Regions from separate parts of the Mus musculus genome. Here region 2 is linked to region 1. Evidence: chromatin loops called from intact Hi-C (ENCODE). Cell type or tissue: heart. All regions are shown on one strand. Each heading gives the region's core, and the rest is flanking DNA. Links, peaks and the distances in the headings are about the cores only.

Region 1 (5,376 bases), core at 279-5,278:
CATGCTGTGGGGACCTCAAACTATACAATTATTTAGTTGCTATTTTATAACTGTAATTCTGCCATTGTTATGAATCATAACTTAAATACATGATATACAACCCCCACAGGCTGAGAACTGTTTCTCTGTAGGAACAAAAGACTTAAGCAAAGCACAAAAGTCTCACCTCTGCCAACTCAAACTCAACAAAAGCAAACCCTCGGTGTTTTTCTGCAAAAAAGGGAAATAAACACAAAGATCTAGGTAACTGCTATGTGAGGCAAGAGAAGAAAAGAGAACAATCACAAAGAAGCCGGCCCATACCATGTCCAGACACCAGAAAACCTACTCAGTCATGATTTACAAAGGACCCTCATCCTTTGATTCCTCTTAATACCTGAAGCAATAATAAACATCTTCTAGGGATAAAGCTACATACTGAGGAGCTGGAGAGATGGCTCAGCGGTTAAGAGCACTGACTGCTCTTCCAAAGGTCCTGAGTTCAAATCCCAGCAACCACAAGGTGGCTTACAATCATCCCTAATGAGATCTGACACCCTCTTCTGGTGCATCTGAAGACAGCTACAGATATAATAGATATAATAATAAATGAATCCTTTTTTTTTTTAAAGCTACATATTGAACTTCAACTTCTCATGAAGTGTAAACTGGCAAGGTAAGTTATTTAGCAAATCAACTATTTATCCAAATCTACAATTTGATTCCAGGTGCCACAGCACACACCTGTAATGCTAACTACTTAGGAAGCTAAGACAGAAGGATCATCAGTTTGGAGGCCAGCCCGGACAACACAGTTAAATCATTTTGAAATAGAAACAAAACAAAAACAAATACAGGCCAAAAAAAAAAAAAAGCCATCAACCAAATATATAATCTGATCAACTACAGATAAATTCTAAAACCTGTAAGGAGATTCAGTTTTATCCTGAGACAAATTCTGAGCTAAGAAAAAGCCCCCACACAACAGTGCCAACTAGAAAGTCAGTAGAACATTTCTTGCATATGTTTCTGCTGTAGCCCAGACTGACCTTAAACTCTATCCTCCCGCTGCAGCCTCTGAATTGCTAGGTTTACAGGCATGTGCCACCGTGGCCATCAACTACTCTACTGGTTTTTAGGGGGTGGGGAGATTCCCCAGACTCAGAGTTTAAAGATCTTGCTATTCCCACCCTGTCTCTCTCCTCTCTGCCCCTCTGCCTCTCTGTGTGTGTCTCTGCCCCTCTGCCTCTCTGTGTGTGTCTCTGTGTGTGTCTCTGCCCCTCTGCCTCTCTGTGTGTGTCTCTGTGTGTGTCTCTGCCCCTCTGCCCCTCTGTGTGTGTCTCTGTGTGTGTCTCTGCCCCTCTGTGTGTGTCTCTGTGTGATTAGTGCTGGGAACTGAAACCAAAGCCTCATATGGTGGGCAAGAATTCTACTAGAACTTAAGAATGTAAATTTAGAACTGGAATGTGACTTTAATTCTTTCCCTATCGGAGGGTAATGAGCGTTAAAGACACTCAAATGACCCACCTGTTTCATAGTCCAGAGGAATTTGAATATCTGTGATGTCTCCAAAGGGGATAAATGCAGCATGAAGAACCTTGTCGTCCACCTCTTCTGCCAGCCCGCCTGCAAATGAGCCAAGGACCTTCTGAGCCGCTGTCCTACACACTCAGAGGTCCCTGCACACCAGGGACTTTGCCTGTCACTGGTATGACAGGCAAAGGGAGGGATCTTTCCATCCAGTCCTTTGTCTACACAAACATCTCTCTCTACAGCCTACCCACACTACTTTCCTTTCTTCAATCTCCTTTTAAACAGTTCTGATTCGATCTCCAACTCTTGTGAAAGCTTTGTAACTGACCTCTCTGCCTCAATTCCTTCCTCCAACCGCCCCCCCCCAACCAAATATAAGTGGAAATGAATCCATCGGTTCTCTTAGACTTCAAAGTCTTAAATGTCACTGTCCTCAAGATAAAGTGAGAGCTCCTTGGTAGTGTACACAGGGTTATCATCCGACTCTCGCCGATCTCTCTTGTATCTTCCATTTTGTTTTCCCCAATTTCCCTGAGTTTCTCGAAAAATGACCCAGCTGCCCCTAGGCGCCAGGCTCTTTTACGCCTTTGAGCTTCGGCTCCGGTGCAGCGAACAGCTTTGCCTCTACTCTGACTCTTTGCCCAACTCCTGCTCAACTTCTGCGTCCCGGCAACAGAAAGTTTGCCCTCACCCAAGTTCCTGTCATCATTGTTAGTCCCTATTACAACGCTAGGGTGTGTAGGTTATTTCCCACTTTCTCCTAGATAGTCTGGTAACTCCTCCTTTAGGGCAGAGATCCAGCCATTCCGCACTGAATGTTTGTAAAACGAATGGGCGGGAGGGATTTGGAAGCCCAAAATTCTTGTCACTCGTCGGGGTTCCTGTGCGCTTAGTGGACTAGGAAGGTCGCCGGAATTGTCCTTCCATCTCGGGCTCACACCCTCAGGCCCAGCAAGCCCTCCATAGACCCCGGCTGCTTTCCCCCTTTCCCACATTGCTCAGACTAAGTCTAGCTCCCGCGCCTGCTCACCCACGTACAGCACACGCTTGGTGGTGGCCATCTTGCTCGCGCCCGTTTCCGCCGGAAGCCGGCACTCGGCCGGCCCCCTCGCCGTCGCCCCTCCCCTTAGGTCGGGGCGGGTCTTTGTGCGGCTGCAGGCTCCGCCCCTTCTTGGCTGTAGCTCCCAGAGCTGGAAGGAAACAAACCTTGGTCTGATCAACCTAGATATTAACGGCAATTGAACCATTACCAACACACTATGGTCCGGGCTGTCCAGGCAGCTGTTTTTGGCCAATTCGGGAGCCAAGAACGGTTTTTACACTTTGAACCGGGGTGAGGCGAAGGATCGACAATATTTCTTGAGAGATGAAAATTATATGAAATTAAAATTTCAATATCACGAAGTTTAATTGTTAGAGTATAGCCACATCCGTTCCTTTTCTATTGTCTGGCTGCTTTCATGTTACAAAGGGAAGAGACCTGTTCCTCCCACGGCCATTGATATTTTACCATCTGGCCCTTTGGGCAAAGTGTTTGCTATACTCTTGTTCTAACGTAATATTTAAATTTATAGGTTCTCAATAGCAGTACAAAACAGTAGGATCACATTTGTTTGCTTGTTAGAGTATCCCACTATGCCTTCCAGATCTCAGCCTCCCCAGTGCTGAAATCCCAATTGAATACCACCAACCTACCTCAAATAGAAATTTAACAAGTTTTATTTTATGTATTTATTTTGAGACTGGATCTTCCTATGTAGTCCTGAATATCTTGGAATTCACTATGTAAACCAGGCTGACCTTGAACTTACAGAGATCTCTTCCTGAGGGTTGGGACTAAAAGCATATACCACCACAGGAAGCTTTGCTGTATTGTTAAAGGGCTCTAGCAGGCCCAAGCTTGGTAAGCACAGGTGTGGCAGGCCTTGTCCTTCTCCCCATTCCCTCTGCCTTGCTAATAAACAAACAAACAAACAGGGTTATATTCCTAAAGCTAGCCGTAGGCCAAATAAGGTCTATTCCCTTATTTGGCCTCCTCCTGAGGATGATCACCAAGGTCCAGCTATCAAAGTATTAAAGTTCAACAATTGTATTAGTCAGGGTTCTCTAGAGTCACAGAACTGTGGGTAGTCTCTATATAGTAAAGGAATTTAATCTTAATCTTTGATCTCCCTGTCTTAATCTTCTGAAATCCATAGCCACTATGCCTCAAGATCTCCATACTGAGATCCAGGTCAGAAACTTCTATCTCTCAGCCTCCAGATTAGGGTCACTGATGAGCCTTCCAATTCTGGATTGTAGTTCATTCCAGATATAGTCAAGTTGACAACCAGAAATAGCCACTACAACAGTCAAATCCCCCCTTGGCCTACCCTAATTAATACGGTCAACCAAAACATGACCACCACATCCTAGCCATTCTATCACAGATTCCCCTCTTTTTCCTCTTAAAAAAACATCACACCCACAAGGTCATTTGCTGCTGCTGTCTGCCTGAGCGGAGAACAGTCACTTTCCCCTGCTCAGTAAAGGATCTCTCTATGGAAATAGGTGTTTGAGTGTGGTTTGTGCCTAACCCAGTGTTCAAGAGGGAACACTGTGTGCGGGTCCCTTCAGTTACGGTGCTGGAGATCAGACGTAGAGCTGAAGACCATTCCTCGGCAAATATTCTACCACTGATCCATATCCTCAGCTACTGTAGGCAGAGCATTTAGATTTTCCTGAGGTAACTTTTATAAACTTTGTTATTCAAATGTGTGTGTATACGCATACTTGTGGAAGCCAGAGGACAACTTGATGGAGTAGATTCTCTCCTCCTACCAGATCAGGTCCCAGGTTTGCAAGGCAAGCGCTGTTACCAGCTGAGCCACCTCACAGCCCCTTGAGGAGACTTTTAAGATGGAAGCTGAGCTGAGAGGCAGGAGCATAATGAGGTGGAAATGGAGGACACATGTTCAGGCAGGAGAGATGGGTAGAGGCCACCTCATGTCAGGGCCTGCAAGCTTTGTGAAAAACTTGGGGATTTTGAGAAGCTATCATGGGGTGATAGCAAGGAAGTTACATGGTCACATTTACACTGATCTTTTCCCACTTTTTAATTTTTGATATTATATTTTAAATATAACATTTTTCTCCTTTCCTCCCCCAAAGCCCTCCCGTAATCCTTTTCCCACTATCCTTCAAATGTATGGCCTCTTTTTTTTTTTAAGTCAATTGTTACTACATGCCAACTATATATTTATATATACATATATGTATTCCTAAATATAACCAGTTGAATTCATATAATGTTACTTGTTTTTTGTTTTTGTTTTGTTTTTTGGTTTTTGGTTTTTGGTTTTTCGAGACAGGGTTTCTCTGTGTAGCCCTGGCTGTCCTGGAACTCACTCTGTAGACCAGGCTGGCCTCGAACTCAGAAATCCACCTGCCTCTGCCTCCCGAGTGCTGGGATTAAAGGCGTGCACCACCATGTCCGGCGTAATGTTACTTGTTTGTGTGGTTTTAGAGCTGACCATTTGGCACACTGGAGCTGACTATTTCTTCCCTGAGGAGAGCCATTTTCCTGCTCCCGGATCCACTCAGTTGCCTGTAATTCTTTGTGTAGTGTTGGGGTCTTGCTGGCTTTATCCTGTGCAGCTTGGTGTGTTTATTGGTGTCCTCCTTACTCAGCTCATATTTGGGTGGCCAAGCTCTTGAGACTTTCTGAGTGTACTTCTGATGTTACTAAGAAACACAGTCTTAGAGCAAAAGCCAAAATCCTATGGCTTACACACACACACACACCCTTTCTGCAATGCTCCCTGGGCCATAGGTGTGGGAGTATTTTGTAGATGTATCCACTGGAACCGGGCTCCTCAACTCTGC
Region 2 (5,376 bases), core at 377-5,376, 780 kb after region 1:
GCATTTGGTGCACATTTGGCCAGCAGGAACTCTCCTGAGCAGTATAAACACAAGACCTCAAGGTCTTAGATAGAACAGCACTGTAGAAGCAATGATTGAAGCAACAGGAATTGAGAAGACTTTTTGGGGCCTGGAACTCATGGTTCTATCAGGTTGAGAAGACTTTGTGTAATAAAGACTGCATTTGAATAGTAGAAGGACTGTTGCAAAGAAGTGACTACTGTTTTGTTCTACTTGAGGCTTTGAGGAATTTGATTGTTGGCCTGAAGCTTTATTTTGAAACAAACTTTGATATTATAGCAGGGAATAACCTTGACCTTCTGGTCTTGCTTTCGCTTCCTTGGCGCTTTGATAACAGGCAAGTGCTACCAGGCCTGAGTTAGGTAGCGCTGCAGATGGAGCCTAGGGTTTCATGAAAACTAGGCAAGCATTCTACCAACTGAGCTGTATCCACAACCCCTTGAATAAGAAACTTTATAAAAATTATTTATTTTTATTTTATGTGTATGAGTGTTTTGCCTGCATGTATTTATGAGTTCCACCTGTGTGCCTGGCATCCTTAGAGGGCACTGCATCCCCTGACACTTGACAGTTGTGAGCCATCATATGGGTGCTGGGACTGGATGTGGATCATCTGCAAGAGCACCAAGTGCTTTTAACCACTGAGCAGGAATAAAAATTTAAAAAGAACAGAGCTTTTGAAGATGGCTCAGTGGGGAAGCACTTTTTAAATAAATGTGAGGTCTTGAGTTTGAATCCCCCAAACTCACATAAAGTTGAGCATATTTATGTCAGTAATCTCAGTGCTCCCATTGTGAGATAGATAAAGAAGAAACTGTTCCCAAAAAATCAGGGTGAAAGTTTTTAGATATCTGTGGTTGTCCTATGATCTCTACTCATATATTCCACCCAAAAACTGTTAAACCTTTTATCAAAGCTACCGTTAAATTTGATTTCCCCTGGCACAGCAGTTGGTTCTCTGAATCCATAGATTAGGCCAACTGGATTGGAAATATTTTGGGGGAATTGTACTGAACATATGTAGACTTTATTTTTACACTTATGCAATATAGTGCAACAACTATTTATACACACATCCCATTCTTTAAAAAAGGGGTTTCTAGCTAAGGCTGTCAAGGATGTGTAGAGTGGGCTGACTTAGAACTTTTTGGGGGGAATTCTACACCTGCCTCAGATGTACTGAGATTTACGGATGTGGGCCATCATATCATGCCTGGCAAAGACACAATTTCATTTTTCATTGTACTGGTTATTATAATTAATGCAGAGATAATATAAAGTACATGGAGTGTGCATAGGTTCACATGTAAATAGCCTATACTAGGAATCTGACCGTCTTCCAGTCGGTTAATCGGATTAAGGGTGTCCTGAAAGCATTCTCCCATTGATACTGAGAGACACACGCATATTTAAGTGCATTCTGCCTGTCTATTAGGTACTGTGGAGTTGATATTTTTTAGGTGAGGTTGTGACGGCCTACTAGAGCTTACTTTTCTCTCTACAGTCAGATCAGTCTGTCTGAGTAGGAGATGAGACTATGTGGTAGAATTTTCCCTAGCATGCGCAAAAGACCCCGAATTTCATCCTTAGCCCTGCAAACAACAGTCACTTTGTAAAACCAGAAGCCCTATCCCTACCCCAACTCCTTTTGAGTGTACACGGCTGTATTTTAAGGGTTGTCAAATTTCCACTTCTGGGAGTCCGAGACATTTACAACTTTCTGAAACATACTTTGGCAGTAATCATTTGCCTTCATTAGCCCTAATTCCTCTAGTCTCTAATCACAAAGAAGTCAAGTACTCAGTTGCTGGATGGGTTACTGGAGGGGCACTAGGTGGGCGTGAAGATGGAGTCGGTAGAATATAAGGGCAGCAGTATCCTATCAGCGATCTGCTTACGGAATTAGAAGATGTTTTAGCATGCTCGTATCTGTTTTCCTTATCGGGTTCCAGGTACCAGCATAGGCAAGTTATCACTGAGATTCCTAATTGCCTTTCGCACGTGCCGAATCTATAGGTCTGGACTGGCTCACACACGACCTCCGGTGGACTCACCCAATTCCAGAGCAATTCATCTATCCTCATGGCCTTTTCCCATAAAATCTGTACTGAGTCAACTTACACAGAAGTCCAATCTCTGTTCAGCTTCAAGCAACTTGAGGGCATGGAGGGGCAATTCAGTTTCCAGTGCCTTCCTGGTACCCAGGACCTGACAAGCATCACTAAATACTGGCAGGGCAGCTGCAACAAGGGAGGGGGGCACAAAGAATTCTTACCCAGACGCCTAGAAGCTTCCCTGCGTTGCTCTCGGAGCCCGGAAGAAGGCGGGGAGCGGGGAGCAGCCCAGCGCGCGCATGGAAGGCCGAGGTGCGTTGCGGGCTGTGCCCCCAGGGCGAAGGCCCGGAGGCCGACGAGAGGCGCGGCCAGGCCGAACTCCTCGTGACGCCTCCCCCCCTTCTGCCGCTGCTAGTCAGGTGATTCCGGGCACGTGATAGTACCACTTACCCTGTTGTCCCAGAGTGGCAGCCCGCCCAGCCAATAATAAACCGAAGCTTGGCGGCGGCCCAATCGGAGCTGGGCTTATGGGCGGGCCCTGCGGCGGCTACTGCCGGGGGCGGCGGCAACAGCGGCGGCCTGGGGAGGCGGCGGCCTAACCTGGCCTGGCCTGTCAGGGCGCGGGCGGTGGTGGTCCAGCACCATGTCCCTGCAGTACGGGGCGGAGGAGACGCCCCTGGCCGGCAGTTACGGCGCAGCCGACTCGTTCCCCAAGGACTTCGGCTACGGCGTGGAGGAGGAGGAAGAGGAGGCAGCGGCGGGTGGCGGCGGAGGCGCGGGGGCCGGCGGCGGCTGCGGCCCGGGCGGCGCTGACAGCTCCAAGCCGAGGATCCTGCTTATGGGGCTCCGGCGCAGCGGCAAATCCTCCATCCAGAAGGTGAGCGCCCCGCAGCCGCCGCCTGCCCTTGGTTTTGCCCGGCCCACGGCGCTCAGGTGGCGGGTGCCCAGGAGGCCTGAGAGGGTGGAGGCCTGGCGCTGCGTCCCCGGGCACTGTCCACACCTGCGAGCGCAGAGCCTGGGCGCGGTTCGCCCAGGGTCCCCGACCTGGGCCTCCGAGGGTCGAGGGGGGCCAGGAGGCGACGCTGGCTGGAGGGAGGAGGCAGGTGCCGGTCACCGCCCTAGAACTCCTCCCTTCTGGTCGCTGCCCTTGTGGCGTTGACGAAACCGACCCGTCGTCCCCGGTTCTCACGCGGAGAACTTGGTGAGCGTGCTGTCCCGCCGCATCTCACTTAGGTGACAGGAGTTTTCAGGGATCTCCTCCCAGCCTCTGGACCGTAGCGGCGCCTGAAAGTGTTGTGGCGAAGACACTGGGCATCTCAGTGTTTGTTGTCAGTCTGTTGGAGACTTCTGTAAAAACATTTTTTGGGGGGGGGGGCGGGGGGGGGGACTCTATCGCTACACCTACTTTATTTAGAACTTGTAGCCCTGTGGTTGCAGTTACAGGTGACAGTCCCCAGTAGCTGGTCACAGCGATCTTTGGAGACGGTTTTGCAGGCGGACAGACATCAGTGCATTTGTTTTCACTTGGGTCCGTCGTGAACGAATAGAATGAATGCCTAAGGCTTTGTATTTTTAGGGAAATAGAGGCAGGGTTGATTTCTTTCAATCAGCCATTCCCATTACAAACAGAGCGAACTTCTGGTAAAACTACGGTCACAGACAACCATGCTTTCCCCATTTCCACTCTGACACAAAGGTCTGTCCAAACAGAAATCTCTGGTATTTTGTAGGGGTGGTGTTTTTAAAAAGCAACATCGCTGCCTACCCCCACATCTTCCGCCCCTGCACTTGCTGGACAACTGTTTTATTTTCTCACGTCTGTGTCAAAGTTAGACCTTTGGGGGGAGTGCTTATGCTAAGTAACTACCACTTGAAACCTATGAGAACTTTTTCTCTCTTCCAAGTTAACACTGAGAGACAAATTTGCTGTATGTTAGGGTTGTATCAGGCAAGCCTTAAAGCTACATCTCCAGCCCTGCTGTGGTTTTTTTGTTTTCTTCCTGTATAGCAGGCTGGCCAAGAACTGACTATGTAGCCAAGGGTGACTTTAAGCTCATCCTGAGCTTTCAGGTACGAGCTATCAGGTTGGCTTGGCTTGGTGCAGGTGCTGGAAGCCAGGGTATTATGCATGATAGGCAGGCTCTGGGACCACACTGAGCTACACCTTTGGCTCCCTGCTGTGATGATTGGCAGCTTATTGTTTTTACCATTTCCTGCCTTATGGAGCTGCCTCTTCCCTCCTCCCCCAGGTCTCCCTACTTCTCACTCTGGACAGTTTTACCTACTCAGGATCCCCTCCATTGTCTTTATTGTTCCTAAGAGCCTGAGGTAGGCGTGTGTGTTATTTTTGAATGAACACAAAGTCTCAAACATTACCTAGAATAGTTCATGATCTTAAAGCGGGTCTTGACAAGTTTAAATCTCTGATCACAGTTGTAATATTGGTACCACAGGATTTCTATGTAACTTTGGCAGTTAAATAGTCACAACGTTGTCTCTGTTTCTCTTAATAAAACCCAATAGGACCTGGCAAGGTGGTACTGTAATTTCAGTACTGGAGGAGGCAGAGGCAAGAGAATTGGATTTTGAGGTTAATCTGGGCTATATAGCTGAGGCTCTTTCTCAAAACAGCCCTCCTCTGCTCCCCTCCAAAAAGTTACAAACCCTGAGAATAGAAAAAGCAAATACACGGAAACCGTATGGGTCAGAGATGGTGGCACGAGAACACAGTTAAAGTAGTAAGAGAAAAACTCATCTTCAAAGTGGACTGAGTGGAAATTAACTTGGTGCCTTTTGTCAGAAATAGAAGAATAAATAGCACCAGTGATTGACTGTCCTATTATTACCTTATTTATTTATTTTGCATCAAGGTCACAGTTGTAAGGTTGGTGCCATGGGATTTCTAATATGACTTGTATAGTTAAATAGTTACAAAGTTGTCTCTGTTTCTCCTCACAGGTGGTGTTTCATAAGATGTCACCCAATGAGACTCTCTTTTTGGAAAGTACCAACAAGATTTATAAAGATGACATTTCCAACAGCTCCTTTGTGAACTTCCAGATTTGGGATTTTCCTGGGCAGATGGACTTCTTTGATCCAACCTTTGACTACGAAATGATCTTCAGGGGCACAGGAGCATTGATATATGTCATTGATGCACAGGTAGTTAGGCATGATGGTGTGTGCACCTCTCTGGTGGCAAAAAGGCAGAGAAAAGGAGGAAAGCTGTTTGTCTCCTTTGTCATGTGCTTGAAGCTACTCTCTTTCCAGTAGATCCCCTTATACTGCCTGCACCTGACTC

The links. Peaks named below come from ENCODE experiments on the same cell type or tissue, not always from the same donor. Only the 100,000 strongest peaks of a DNase experiment are listed, where the experiment ranks them.
Region 2: it touches region 1 in a loop (2.8-fold over the local background); 3 of 42 quality-filtered maps call a loop at or near these places.

Annotation. Positions count from the first base shown.
Region 1 is chr4:123,137,360-123,142,735 of GRCm38, forward strand. Ppie (peptidylprolyl isomerase E (cyclophilin E)) reads right to left here and starts at 2,592. Exons shown (of 10, transcript NM_019489.6): 1 at 2,543-2,592; 2 at 1,507-1,605; 3 at 167-210. The coding sequence starts at 2,573. In heart, for the core only: a CTCF peak has its summit at 2,237; a DNase peak (open chromatin) is centred at 2,632; H3K4me3 peaks cover 1,841 bases; H3K27ac peaks cover 1,323 bases.
Region 2 is chr4:123,914,816-123,920,191 of GRCm38, forward strand. It overlaps Rragc (Ras-related GTP binding C), which reads left to right and starts at 2,618. Exons shown (of 7, transcript NM_017475.2): 1 at 2,618-2,952; 2 at 5,034-5,237. The coding sequence starts at 2,719. It also overlaps D130007C19Rik. In heart, for the core only: no CTCF peak of the experiment used is centred there; a DNase peak (open chromatin) is centred at 2,556; H3K4me3 peaks cover 3,215 bases; H3K27ac peaks cover 2,182 bases.